2 separate regions of the Homo sapiens genome follow, and region 1 is linked to region 2. Evidence: read pairs that join two places in POLR2A ChIA-PET (ENCODE). Cell type or tissue: K562. All regions are shown on one strand. Each heading gives the region's core, and the rest is flanking DNA. Links, peaks and the distances in the headings are about the cores only.

Region 1 (7,434 bases), core at 2,393-7,392, 110 kb after region 2:
AGGCCCCACCCTCAGCCCTCTTGTCTCATTGTCTGGGCGGCCCACGTACTCACCCTCTCAAGCAGCTTGCTCTTCAAGAAGGGCTTGACCACATTGTAGGTCGTGGTGAAGTACCATGGCTGGTGGATGAAGTGGATGGCTTTGAACCGGGCTGGGAAGGAATCCTGCGGTGACAGAGAGATACCCCGTTCCCCATGGCCCCAGTGACCTCAGAGGCTCCCACTCATTCCCTGCTGCCTCTCCTCATGGCATAGAACAGACTTGTCCAGCATCACAGGGCTGCCCTGGAGAAGGGCCCACTGAAGGTCCTATTTCCAGGCCAGCAACTAGGGATCCCTGGCTCACTGTGGCCCAGACTGCACGGAGGAAGCCCCAAGATTCATAAGACCCAACCCTCTCCCTGCTGATGCAAATTAAACTGGGAATTAGGAAAAGAAATGAAAGTAGCCTTGCTTGACCTTTTGGTGAGTTTTTTCAAACCCACTTGCCTGCCGAAGGGACTGCAAACTATTACAAACGACAGGAACAGTATTATCATCCCTCATTGTCCATCAGCCCCTCCCACAACCTCCACCTCCCACCCCTCCTTTCCCAATACACAGAGCAGATCTAAGATGGCTCTAAGAAAGGACTCCTGACATGTCAGCACATATAGGAGTGAGTTATCAGAGGGTTAGTGATAATCCCTTTCTCGGGGTGAATCCACATTCAAAGAGAGGCAGTGCGACATATGTGGACAGACAACATGGGATTCCAGGTCAGAAGATGCAGGTTCAAGTCTGGCCTCTGCCGCTTTATTGCTGTGTGACCTCGAGATGTCTCTTAAATCTCTGAGCCTTCGTTTCCAGGTTTGAAAAATGAAGCAGGGAAGGAGGGAGAGAATGCTCTCAAGGAGTCGATGGAAGAATGAAAGGGAATACTTGGCAAACTGTCAATCACTATGCAGGTGCTTATGGTTGGGACTGTGGCTGTCACTGCTCTTTATGGCGCGAGGTGGTCCAACTTCTCAGTTCCCTGCAAGCACCATGAAAGGAGGCCCAGCCTCTCAGCCTCCCCAGCTGTGGGAGGCTGCCGTGCGACAGAACTCTAAGCCTCACCTGGAGCATGTCCACCATCTTCCTGAGATCTGAAGTCCGGAGACTAGCAGCCTGCTGCATGGTAAAGCCCTTGAAGTTCTCAATGATGCAGAAGCCATTGATTTGAGTTTCCTCATTCTCCAGCAGCTTCTCCAGGATGAAGCAATATGCCTGCAAGATCTTGGGCACAGAGAGAACAGGCTGTAAGATCTAACCCGCAACAATAATTAAGGCTTGAGGTCCTGAGGGGAGAGCTAATTGGTACATTCTTCACTGGGGTAATTTGCTGCAGGCTTTGATCTCGGACATTCCACTTCTGTGAATGTATACCAAGAAAACAAGTTCAAATGTCACATCCATGCTTAGAGGCCAGAAGGTTTATCCCAGTACTCTTGCAATAGTGGGAACATTGGAGACAACCTAAATGTCCAACAATGGGAACTGGTGAAATTATGGTACATTTATGCCATGGAATACTCTGGAACAATTAAAAACAATACAGAAGACTAATAATACAGGAAAATGTGCATGATATATTATTGTAGAATATAATCCCATTATTGTAAGAAAAATGTGTGGGCTGGGTGCGGTGGCTCACGCCTATAATCCCAGCACTTTGGGAGGCCGAGGCAGGTGGATCACCTGAGGTCAAGAATTCAAGACCAGCCTGGCCAACATGGTGAAACCCCATCTCAACTAAAAATACAAAAAAATCAGCTGAGCATGGTGGCAGGCACCTGTAATCCCAGCTACTTTGGGAGGCTGAGGCAGGAGAATCACTTGAACTTGAGAGGCAGAGGTTGCAGTGAGCCGAGATCACGCCACTGCTCTCCAACCTAGGCGACAAGAGCAAAACTGTGTCTCAAAAAAAAAAAAAAAAAGAAAAATGTGTGTGTGTGTGCGCGTGTGTGTGTGTGTGTATGTGCGTGCATACATGTATGAAAAGATTGGAAGGATGTCAATAGTAGAGCTCTCTAGGTAGTAGAATTGCAAATGATTTTAAATTTGTCTGTAATTTTTTTTTTGAGATGGAGTCTTGCTCTGTCACCCAGGCTGGAGTGCAGTGGTGCGATCTTGGCTCACTGCAACCTCTGCCTCACAGGTTCAAGCGATTCCCCTGCCTCAGTCTCCCAAGTAGCTGGGATTACAGGTGCCTGCCACCATGCCTGGCTAATTTTTGTATTTTTAGTAGAGACAGACAGGGTTTCACCATGTTGGCCAGGCTGGACTCGAACTCCTGACTTCAGGCAATCCACCCACCTTGGCCTCCCAAAGTGCTGGGATTACAGGCATGAGCCACTGCGCCCAGCCAATTTTTTGTATTTTCTAAAATGAGTAGATATCACTTACGTAATAAGAAAAAACATATATTTAAGTCTCTTCCTTAATACACACAGATAGGCAGGTGTGCATTTCAGTCCTACAGCCAGTGTCTTATTTGATGGGAAAACCCTAGAGGCATCCTTACTAAGATCAGGAATTAGATAAAGACTTCACCATCTCTGCCACCATTTAATTCTATATTGAAAGTACTAACCAATGCAATCAATTTGTTAAAAAAAAAAAAATCAGGGGCATAAGAAGTGGAAAGGGAGAAGAAAAACTATCTCCTCTACTTACAGATAGTATTATAGTATACTTAGAAAACCCCAGAGAATCCATTATAAAACTAACATAAATTTTAAAAGAGTTCAGTAAAATAGGGGGATATACAATTAAAAAACAAAAACAATAACCTTCATTTATACAAACAATAACCAACTAGAAGATATAATGGAAGAAAGAGCCCCATTTTTAGCAATGACAACAAAATTAATACCTAAGACAAATTTAATGAAAAATGTGCACAACGTTGTGAGGAAAAAATTTTTAAAACCTTTTTATTTTTCAGAAGCAGAGTCTCTCTCTGTCCCCCCAGATGAAGTGCAGTAGCACAGTCATAGCTTATGAAGAAATCTTTAAAACACTCCTGAAAACTCAAAAGTAGGCTTGAAGAAAACAGAAGGCATCTCACATTTGTGGATAGGACAACTGGCCAGGAATGTGACATTCTGAAAGAAGCCAGCTCTCCCCAAGCTTGTTATTTATGTTTAATATTATCCCCAAAACATACTCCTAATATTTCTCCTAAAGCTAGACAAATTAATTCTGAAGATCATAGGGGGAAATAAACATGCAAAAGTAGCTAGAAAAGCCCCCCAAAAAGCAGATCACTAAGGACAAAACTAGCCCTAACAGATTAAACATGCCACAAAATCTCTATCATCGAAACAGTATGATATTGGAGTATGAATAGATAAAGAGACCAATGGAACAGAATAGAAAGTCCAGAAATAGACCAAGCACATACGAAAATATAAAACATGATAAAGATGGCATTTCAAGTCATTGAAAAAAGATGGACTTTTTAATAAATTGTGTTGGCACAACTAGATAGCATTATCTAAAATTAGTTTGGGCCAGGTGCGGTGTCTTATGCCTGTAATCCCAGCACTTTGGGAGGCCGAGGTGGGCGGATCACTTGAGCTCAGGAGTTTGAGACCAGCCTGGCCAACATGGTGAAACCCCGTCTCTACTAAAAATACAAACATTAGCTGGGCATGGTGGCGTGCGTCTGTAATCCCAGCTACTTGGAAGGCTGAGGCTTGAGGATCGCTCGAACCCAGGAGGCGGAGGTTGCAGTGAGCTAAGATCATGCCACTGCACTCCAGCCTGGGTGACCAGAGCGAGACTCCATCTCAAAAATAAATAAATAAAATAAAATAAGTTTGTAGCAGTTTTTTTTTTAAATTAAAGGAATCTTTTTCAGGCTCAGTGGCGCATGCCAAAGTTCTCCCAAGACAAACCCTAATTCCCCAACTTGGGGCAGCCCCCTTAACGGCTCAGACAAGCAAAATTGCGTACACAATTTTGCGAGCACAAAGAACTCGGGCTCCTAAATAGATTGGAACCTGTGCTTTCCAGAATCTCTTCCAGCCTATAGTCCACTAATCCCTGTTCTCTCTGTTGCTCTCAGCATTTAGCATGTGGCAGGGCAGCCCCCAGCTCATGGCACACAGCTGTTACCCCCACTTGGCACTTGGCAGGGATACCCAGGAAGAGCCATGTATTATTGACCATCAAGCTCCACCTGCAAAGCTACTGGGTTTTCCAGCTGCCCTGGCACATCCTAGGAATTCTCTCCCTGCCTGGAAAGGGCTAGGTGGCAGGTGGCTGCCCACCTTTCCCCCTCTACAGACCTTGCCTCCTGGAGAACCAGGAATGAGGGCCCAGTAGAGGCCAGGGTTGAGGGAGGGAACCCAGCCCACAGGGTGGGAGCCAGGCGAGCCCCCACTAACCTCATCAAAGGTGATTTCTTGACTTTGCCAGTTCTCAATGTTGAAGAGCATGACCACTCGGCCATACTTGTCCCGACTAGAGAGGACACCAGGGTAGCCAGCTTCAATGGTGCAGCGGACAGCCTCTGGGGACAGGCTGTCAAAGAGCTCAGGGTACTGCAGCCGGAAATTCACATAGCCTGGAGGAAGGAGAGCAGAGGAACCCCCTCAGGGAGCCATCCCATCCCTACCCCATCCCTCCTAGTGGGACTCAGAGACCTGACCTCCTGCCAGGTCCTATGTGTGACCGAGCTGGCTACTCAACCTATCCGAGCCCCATGTTTCCTCTCCAAAAAATGGGATCTCGATATTGACCTATCTATTCTAGATAGTCTAGATAGTGGCCTATCTCACCAAATTGTTGTGGCAATCAAATGAGATTCAAGGTGTAAACATCATCATAAGCTTGGGCAAACATGAGGCATAGTCTTAAATATGAGGATAATCATTACTTGTTATTTTCTTCCCCATGGGGACAAGACACAGATTTTTCAGCTGGGCACAGGATAAGCTGAGTGGTGAGGTGTGCACAGGGCTGAGGAGAAGCTCCCAAGTAAAATCCAAACCCCAAGCAGGACACAGAGCTCCTGATTCCAGCAGCACCTCTACGGTCCACAAACACCATCCTTACCCATCCTGAGCAGTTCCCCACCTCTGTGGCCTGCACCACCAAATTTGAGCCCCTAGAGGACCTGGGCACCTCTGCCAAGAGACTGCCACATCAACTTGCTCACTGCTCTGGAACACTCTGGGCACCTCCCAACCCCTGGCCTTTGTCTTTGCTGTTGCCTCTGCCCTGGCTGCTCTTCCCCACAGATATCTCATTTCCTTCGGGTTTTTCTTCAAAATTCCCTTTGCACTGGGACTTCCCTGGCCACTTTATCTAAAACTTCAGCCCCTCAAGACTTTATATCCACCTCCTTAATTTCTTTCCTTATTCCTTACCATTATTTAACCCTATATAATTTTACTTTATTTATTGGATGTATTGTTTCCACCATTAGAATATGAGTTCCACCAGGGCAGGGAACTTGTCTGTTTTGTCTCCACTGCATCCCTTGGCCTAAAACAGTTCTTGGCACAGCATGGCCCTGAATTACCATTTGGAGAAGGAAGAAGTAGGAAAAGGAAAATCATTAGCCTGCAGAGGGCCCACTCAGACCCCATTTCCGTCCACCAGTGCCCAAGATTCGATTTCTTGAGGGAACCACCCCCTTTTTTTTTTTCTTTCTTTCTTTTTTGAGATAGAGTTTTGCTCTTGTTGCCCAGGCTGGAGTGCAATGGCACGATCTCAGCTCACCGCAACCTCTGCCTCCTGCGTTCAAGCGATTCTCCTGCTTCAGCCTCCCCAGTAGCTGAGATTACAGGCATGCGCCACCACGCCCGGCTAGTTTTGTATTTTTAGTAGAGATGGGGTTTCTCCACGTTGGTCAGGCTGGTCTCAAACCCCCGACTTCAGATGATCTGCCCGCCTTGGCCTCGCAAAGTGCTGGGATTACAGGCGTGAGCCACCGCAACCGGCCGATGATTTCTTGAGGCATCCTGTCTTCATCCAGCCAGCAGTGCCAGAGCGGTTCTGTCCCCGGGGTTCATTCCCAGGTCTGACACCATCTTCAGTTCCACTGCACATGAGGCTTAGGTAACTGCCCTGAGAGAGGCACTATCCACCTTCCTGCAGCATTCCAGAGCCAAAGCTTAGGTTCTCATGGTGGGGGTCTGGAGGGGAAATTCCTCCCCTCGTCACCCAAATGGGGTACCCAAGTTTTACTCATTGAATCCCAAGACTGGGAGAGAGTTGAGAGGACTCAGACCTCCAGAAATCTGCTCCTGACACACTTCATTCATTCATTCGTTCGCTCATTATCAGAGCTGACCCATTTTACAGGTAAGGATGTGGAGGCTCAGAGAAACTGACTTGCCCACAGTATGGAAGCAGGCCTGTTCAGTGCCAGGATGAGAGCGGATAGCATCCTCATGGCCTCCCGTCTTCCCAGGGCCGTCCCTCCAAGCACTGGCCTCACCTCTGAGCAGCTCATAGGCACGGCCCACGTTGAACTTCCGTGCGCGGATGAAGCGCAGGAAGAAGCCGCTGTCCTTCTCTTGCACCCTCTCCGCCACGGCCACCGCCAGCTCCTCCCCCGAGGCCGCCTGCGCCTGCACCATCTCCTGCAGCTCTCGCACTGCCTCCTCCCGGGTCTCCTCTCTCTCGTTCAGCTCATCCTTGGCCTAGAACAGGGTGGGGTGTGCATGAAGTTAAACTTAGGTGCGGGTGAGGGGCAGGACACACAGGTGATGAGTCTCCTGCCAGAGCTAGACCAGCCAAGGGGGCCCAGGGGTCTGCAGCCGCAGCTTTGCTTTTCTGCCCCAGGGGCAGCATCTGCACTGGCAACACCTGAGACTGTTGTGTGTGGAGAGAATTCGCATATTTGCAGAATATGGCCAACAGTCTAAAAGTTTCTAAAAATGACTGCCTACACTCACTGAGCCTTTGCCTAGCAACCTGCTAAGTCCTTTAAATGCACTGTGTTTTTTAATCTTTGCCACAGACCATCATGGTAGGTGTTCTTATCCCCAGCTCTCAGATGAGCAGACTGAGGCTCATAAAGGTGAAGATATTCTTGCTCAAGGTCACCCAGAGAGAAAGGAGTGGAGCTGGGACTCCTCTTTCCATCATTTCACTCTGCTGCCTCCCAGGCTTGATTCTGATTTTTTCAAAAACACGGCTCTCTGGCAGATGGCAGCCTGCCTCCTGCCCAGAGCCTCACATTCCTCCCCTCTGCTGGGTCAGGAGAACTCCTCCGTGCGCCTCAGGCAGCTCTCTCCTTGGACAGCATGAGGAGGGAAGGGAAAGGAGGGGGAGTAAAGTGTGAAGGAGCTAATAGCACCTTTCCCTTGAGATGCCCAAGGAAGCAGAGATGGAAGCTGGGTGCCCAGGCTCAGCTCAGCCACTTCTCATCCTCCCCAGCAGCCCTAAGACAGCT
Region 2 (7,434 bases), core at 1,647-6,646:
TTCTGATATTACAGAATTTAATTATGGTGTAGATTTTTAAAAATATGTTTAGGATAAATCTCACAATTCATATGCCTGTTCTCTTAGAAAATCTAGAACCTCCCTAGAGGAAACACCTGGCGTAAGATTTTTTTGTTTGTTCTCAGGTATGGATTCATGGTTTCTCAGTGAAAGAGAAAACAATTTTGCCTGTGATTTTACTAAGTGCTTTACCCATTCGTTCTCTCATAGCCAGTACTATTCTTTCAGCAGGGTTATTTGCTAGTGGAAGAGGCCAGCTTCCTTTCAGTATTTTAGTAAGGGCACGTAAAAGTGCCCGATTAAATGTTCCTGTTTAACTGGTGACTCAGTCTTCAGACATTTTTAGTTTGGTAACTTTCTTTGTGGAAGCTCATGGGTTAGTAGCCATTCCTGACATTTAAATGTGAGGTTCACGTTTTCCTGCATTGGGTAACTTGACTCCCCCTGAGAACTTGTAGACTATTTTCTGAAATTCCAGCAGATTGAGTGTGTGACCTTATGACTTTGTGGAAGAAATATGGCTAAATAAAACTGTTATCACATGAGTAGGTTTGCACAGAAAGACAATTTCAAGGACTTATCTTGAATACAACAAAGGGCAACCTTGCCGTAAATACATTTAATTATCTGTCAATCCCTCCAGTTCTCTTCTACTAAATTGTGTGTGACTTGATGATCCCTTCACCTTGTAGGACCTGGTTTGTAAGAGATGGACTGGATCAACCAAGGGCTTTATCCTTCCTTGTTATGGTAACCCACTCCCGCCCTTTCAGGGCAGTCCCTGGCTTGAGTTAGTTAATGTTCAAAAATCAGTGTTTCTCAGCATCTCTGGAAAACAGGATTGGCCCTATTGTTTCCAGGGCTTTCCCATCCCTTCTGGCTTGAGGTGGTGGTGGTGGTGAGAGGAGGTCTTTTTTTTTTTTCTTTTAAACAATAGAGACGGAGTTTCTCCATGTCACACAGGCTAGTCTTGAACTCCTGGGCTCAAGCAATCCACCCTCCTTGGCCTCCCAAATGGCCAGGATTATAGATGTAAGCCACTGTGCCCAGCCGAGAGGTGGTCTTTTAAAACCCAGAGTATTGGCCAGGTGCAGTAGCTCACGCCTGTAATTCCAGCACTTTGGGAGGCCGAGGCAGGTGGATCACCTGAGGTCAGGAGTTCGAGACCAGCCTGGCTAACATGGTGAAACCCCGTTTTTACTAAAAATGCAATAAATTAGTGGGGCATGGTGGCACCCACCTGTAATCCCAGCTACGCCAGAGGCTTGAACCCAGGAGGCAGAGGTTGCAGTGACCTGAGATTGTGCCATTGCACTGCAGCTTGGGCGACAAGAGCGAAACTCCATCTCAAAAACAAACAAACCCAGAGTATTTGAGCACCGTGATGACTCCATTCCACAGAACCCTCTGTGGGAGGACACGTGGTCCTAGACCAACACCGATTTGCTAAAAGGTGGGTCTGTGAGCTGCTGGCTAAGGTGCTCACTCACCTCATTAGACCTTACCGAGAGTGAGAACAGGGCCGGGTCGCCAGGGCTGTGCAGTTCCCGAAGCCTCCTGGCTATGTTCTGAGGCTCTCCCATCCCATGGCAGTGAAAGACTCAGAGGACACAAAGGCACAACTCAGACGGGGATGGCTAGGCCTTCTCCCCAAAATCATCTGGGCTTGTTTTCGTCCCTGCAGAATGGTTTTTTTCCCCCTATGATGGCTCTGACTAATTTAGTTAAATGGCAGATAAAGTGGGGAGAAGGTGGCCCATTTCCTCCTTACTTTCTCTCCAAGGGTGTCATGTTGCCCACATTTAAGGTTGACCACTTTTATCTGGTGTAGCAAGTTCAATAGTGACCCTCCAAAATTTATGTCCCATCTGAAACCAGTGAATGTGACCTTATTTGGAAATTGGGTCTTTGCAGATGTAATCAAGTTAAGATGGGGTTGTACTTTTATCTAAGCTGCCACCAAAGAGGCTGAAAAATCAGAATGACATGGGATGGAAACAGACCATGTTTTTGGGGTGGTGTGCTGTGGCCTTCTGCTGTCCTTCTCCTGACATCCTCACAGGGTACTTTGGGGGACAAAGTTTTATCTCAGGGCATTACAGTTTGCTGGGAGATCCAGGCTAGGCAAGAGGGGATTTTTACCTGCAGGGAAGAATGGGTAGTCTTTCCATGGGCAGGAGAAGCCCCTCAGCAGGAGAGGGGTGGTGTCAGGAGCAGGGGTTCCAGCTGTGCACTGCCAAGGATGCATTTTAGCACAGAAAACAAGAACAATGCATCTTGGAACTGTTTATGGGACATGATGATCACCACTTAGTATCCAGTGATTTATTAAGTCTAACATGGTTCCATTTTAGAAGATATGGTTCCATTTTAGAAGAATCAAGAAGAGTATGTCCTGGAATTAATTTTAAACTCATTGGAGGAGGCCCAAGCAGTTAATCAGCTAGTGAGTTCATTGCTAATGAGACTTGTGTGTCAGTTAGGAAGGAGTATGTTTTGTGGTCGTTTCTATCTGTCAACTTAGGTTGTTTACTGAGGCAAAATGGAGGAAAGTTTAATAGTGGAGATGGTAATAGCGAATATTTTGCGGTAGTACCCCAAAATATTAAAAATACGGTAGTATTGTATGCCGGCATTGTTTTAAAATGCTCTTTATGTATTAACATGTTCAGTTTACAGATGGTGTTCAGAGGGATTAAGGAACTTGCCCCAGGACAAACACTGTGGCTGGATTTGGCACTGGCTGTGTCACTGCAGGACTGGACCCTAAATGAAATTTACATCTTCAACCAGATGGAATTGGAACAGAGAAATCCTTTAGGGGTTTGGTTTGGTTTTCCTTGAGAGGTATTTGCCTTAGGACCCATAAGTATCAAAGCTTGTTGTGCTAGGTCCTTGAGGGTTGCAAGGAAGAGAGATCTCCCCCTCCCCCAGCTGTCTGTGTCCTCTGAGCTCTCTCACTTTGCTGATAGCTAAGAGGAAAGGAAAGGATGGTTCTGATAGCTGAATCACAGAGGCAAAGAAGCCAAGCCAATAAGTATTTATTCACAGAATGCAATTTGTATTATGTTAAGAAGTCATCTGTGGGTGTTCATGTCAGTTAGCTGTCATCTGAATTGATGGGAGCGTGTCTGAGTAACAAGGGTCCTTTCAGAAGGAAGTGGCAAACGGTCCCTTCAGCCACTAAGGACAGGAGCGTGGAACTCCTGAGTCATGAGAGGTAATTTGGGCATATTCTCTCACCATTCTAGAAGCTAGAAGTTTGAAAACAGGTTTTACAAGGTTGGCTCCTTCCTTAGGCTCTGAAGGCAAGACTGTTCCCTGCTTGTCTCCTCTTCTGATGGTTGCCAGCCATCCTTGGCATTGCTTGCTGTAGATACGTGGCTCCAGTCTCCACTTCCATCTTCACGTGGCCTCCTCCCCTCTGTATCTGTGTCTTTGTATCCAGATTTCACTTCTTCCAAGGACACCAGTCATGGGGTTAGGACTCCCTCCAACGAGTACGACCCCATCTTAACTTGATTACATTTGCAAAGACCCAATTCCAAATACCGTCACATTCACTGGTTTCAGATGGACATGAATTTTGTGGGGAGGGTCCCTATTCAACTTGCTACACCAGGTAATGGGTTTCCTTTGTTTGGGATCTCTCTGCTCTGTTTGTTCGTGCTTTCCGCACTGTAAGTTGTGTCCTGTCAGTGAATATTGGTGTTCCAAGGCTGAAAGCATCACGATCCCATGCAGGTGGAATGAATATGATGAAATTATTGGCACAGCTGAAAGAAAATATATAACTGTTTAATTTATTTGAAGAAAGAACAAAGGCCCTGAGGGTTGTTAGTTCTTAAGAATTTTACTGTGTAATCATCTATGAAGTAGGCTGGAAAATGGCCGTTTTCTGTTACAAAGTACAGCGATAGTTTTTTCCTGTGCTCTTTAGCCGAGGACCGCAATTCTGTCCCTAGAATCTCAGACATTTCTAGCTGAAAGAGACCTTTGGCATCATCTACTTCTAATCTAACCTTCTCATTTTACAGATGGGGCCTTTAGGGCCCAAAAAGATTAAGTGCCTTGATTCAAGGTCATCAGCCAGGAAAGGGCAGAGCAGACACTAGGACCCAGGTCTCAGAGCCCCCAGACTGGAGCTTTTCCCAGTGCAGTGGCAGTTTCTCACTCTATCTGTGCCTCCATCTGAAAATAATGCTTTTAGCCAGGGGAGAGCAGAAAGAGGCATGGGAGACACAGCTCAGGCCTTCACCTCTGGTGGAAATACCAGTCAAGCTTGTCTTAGAGACCAGGGGCAACACTGGGAGCTCCTTTGGTGACTAGATGTTGGGCATTTGGTAGCACCTTGGTTTCCTTTGTTAATGCGGACTATAAATGGAATTCTGACTACCATTTACAGCACCTAAATCCCATTCATAAAATGGCAGGGAAGGTGTGGGCTAGCCGACAGAGAAGGGATTGCCACAGGGACACAGGAAGCCCAGCCCATCATGAAGGTGGAGCTGGGTTTGGGGTGGGGGTAGGGAGACGCTTCCTTTCCATCTGCGACATACCCAGCCCTCCAGCTGTTCTCTGTGACTTCTTTTCCCTATCTAGGCTGCCTGATGTTCATTTTAACTGGATTTCACCTGTCTGGAAAGTGGGGAGGGCCACACAAAATAATACAATGGAATCAGAGTTTGCTGTATCTAGAACAAGTTCAGAATATTAATATATAGTGACAAGTCAGACTTGGGGAAAAAAGAATACCATAAAACAAAATGCAGCAAGATAAAGTGAATGTGAAAATTTTTCTTCTAAAATTACTTATCTCCTCATTTAATACCTATGTATATGCACGTACATGCACACACTCATACTTACACATGCTTCTACATTTTATACAGTCGTTCCTGTATATCCTTGGGGAAATAGTTCCAGTTCCCCTGCAGATACCAAACCCACAGATGATCAAGTCTGATATAAAATGACATAGTATTTGCATATAACCTATGCATATCCTCCTATATACATTAAATCATCTCTAGATTACTTATAATACCTATTACAAAGTAAATGATGTAAATAATTTAAATACTGTATTGCTTTTATTTAAATTTTTCTTTTTATACTATCTTTTCTCTTATTTTCTTTTTTTTTATTTTTTAAGACGGACTCTCACTCTGTTGCCCAGGCTGGAGTGTGGTAGTGTGGCAACCTCCACCTCTCAGGTTCAAGTGATTCTCCTGCCTCAGCCTGGGATTACAGGCACGTGCCACCATACCTGGCTAATTTTTTTGTATTTTTGGTAGAGATGGGGTCTCCCCATATTGGCCAGGCTCATCTTGAACTCCTGGTCTCAAGTGATCCGCCCGCCTCGGCCTGCAAAGTGCTAGGATTACAGGCGTGAGTCCCCTGCACCCGGCCTTATTGTCTTTTTTTTCAAAAATTTTCATCTGATTGGTTGAACCTGCAGTTAAGGAGGAACAACTGTACTTCATTCGCTAAGGCTGGGTTCTAGATCTAGCTGCTCCATGAGGACTTCCTTGCTTAATTTTTTTTTTTCTGGACTGATTTTTATCTAAGCTTCTAAAGTACAGATAGCCTTAACATAAATTTCTTTTCTCCCTGGTTAAAATGAGAATTTACTTAACTGCCAACCTTCACAGTGCTAGGTGCACAGGAGGTAGTCAGGTACTTAATTAAGCCTGCTGAAACTCCAGGGAGTACCCCCAGGGACATGCAGAACTGACCTGTACCTCAGGACTTCAGGTTGAAACCTTGGATCGAGGCTGTGTAGTTGGACCACAATAATTATAAATCTCTCATAGAATTGCCTTCCCTGAATTGAATTGAATTTTAAAACCTTGGCATTTTTTGAGGGTTGAGGAAATTAATTCTCTACTGCATTTGCTATTTAAAAAAAGTTGTGGGAGGACATTGTCTGTCACATCACTCAAGGTCCCCTTACATAAAGTCCCACATTTTTTTTAAATAATTCTGTGCCAGATAAGCCCTGTTTCCACAGAGTTTCTCTTATGCCACTGGGCGTAAGAGCACAATATATGTTAGCTCTCTTTCCATTTTGGAAACCATAGGTCTGACTGGGTTTCCCTTTTCCCCCTGACAGTCAGAAAGCTCAGATAAATTAATTAAAGCATAATCACATGCATTAAAGCTTTATCACATATATAATTGTTGTGTATGTTGACATACATATTTTCCTTTCCAGTGTTTTAAAATTTCTCCTTAGATTTTCTTAGTTGCTATTTTAAAGCTTTGTTCTAATAATAAAAATGTTTGTAGTCATTATGAATTTTGGGAAATAGAAAAAAAGAAGTCGCCAATACTCTTATAACGCAGTGATTTTAGCATTCATAAAGATTTGAATATATAATTTTCCTTCTATATCTTTAGAAATTGCCAAGTAAAACAGTCTAGAAGTCACAGTGGCTTCAACTGCTCATTCTCTCATGTAAAAGAAGTCCTGAGATAGGCAGTCTAGATCTGATATGGTGGCTCCATTAAGTTGTCAAGAATTCAGATTTCTGTCTCTCTGCCCTGCTGTCATCTTAATGGGGCTCCTAGAGAGACTTCAAGGTCACTTCATGGCCCAAGAGGGCTGTTAGAGTTGCAGCCATGTTTTCTGCATTCCAGGGATGCAAGAAGGGAAAAGGGCAGACAAAGGGTGAACTCCCTGCCCTCTAAGGAGCTTTCCCAAAAATTAGATCTACCCCTCCAGAGCTGACCAGAATTTAGTTACATGGACTCACCTAGCTAAGGGAAGCCAGAAAGCATTCACCAGTCTTATACATTTCCATATCTTTCCCTATGCATATAGATTCAGTAAGGGTGTTTTCTTGAAGCTGTCTCAAATAGTTTGTGGAAAGAGTTAAGGTATAAATAAACCTCAATGAAAATATCAATAAATAAAAGGCACTACATCTTGTTATCCTATCAGCATTGCCACTCTGCCTTTCCATCATTTTTTCTAGGGATTTTTTATTTATATATATATATATTGATTGTATATTTTTCAAATATTCAGTCAACACAGACCTTTTCAGGGCTAGAAGGGACCTTAGATGCTTTTCTCCAAAGGTTGCATATTCAGATGCTTACGGGGACCATTCAGGTACCATACATTATTAAAGCGGGCCAGGGATCAGTGTTGAGGTCACCACTAATAGGGAGTGGTGGGGACTGTGGCCACCTGGAGAGAGCTTGCTGGGTCTGAAGCGGGGCAGCCCTGCTCAGCTCTGTCCATTGTTGCCGTGTGAGAATGCTGGCCCTGTGTTGCCAAATCTTCTGATTTTGTTTCCAAGAGAAACCAGAAATCTAGATTTTTATCTGAAATCTCCTGGTGTTAATAATATGGCAATGAATAAATTAATTTTTTTTAAATGCCAGCTGAATGCAACACTGCCT

What was found. ChIA-PET counts read pairs that join two places held together with the same protein. Peaks named below come from ENCODE experiments on the same cell type or tissue, not always from the same donor. Only the 100,000 strongest peaks of a DNase experiment are listed, where the experiment ranks them.
Region 1: POLR2A ChIA-PET joins it to region 2 with 5 read pairs; 4 of 35 experiments call an interaction of 5 or more read pairs at or near these places.

Annotation. Positions count from the first base shown.
Region 1 is chr15:89,210,646-89,218,079 of GRCh38, forward strand. RLBP1 (retinaldehyde binding protein 1) reads right to left here. Exons shown (of 9, transcript NM_000326.5): 5 at 6,475-6,679; 6 at 4,415-4,593; 7 at 1,098-1,256; 8 at 54-164. Among named protein-coding and RNA genes, the nearest start is that of RLBP1, 7.2 kb to the right of the region's middle. In K562, for the core only: a CTCF peak has its summit at 5,594 (motif pointing right); no DNase peak of the experiment used is centred there; H3K27me3 peaks cover 2,960 bases.
Region 2 is chr15:89,104,929-89,112,362 of GRCh38, forward strand. The region is part of intron 1 of ABHD2 (abhydrolase domain containing 2, acylglycerol lipase); the gene reads left to right. LOC124903573 reads right to left here and starts at 1,604. Exons shown (of 7, transcript XM_047433432.1): 1 at 1,512-1,604. The coding sequence starts at 1,604. RefSeq lists an enhancer at 6,321-6,859. In K562, for the core only: no CTCF peak of the experiment used is centred there; a DNase peak (open chromatin) is centred at 4,536.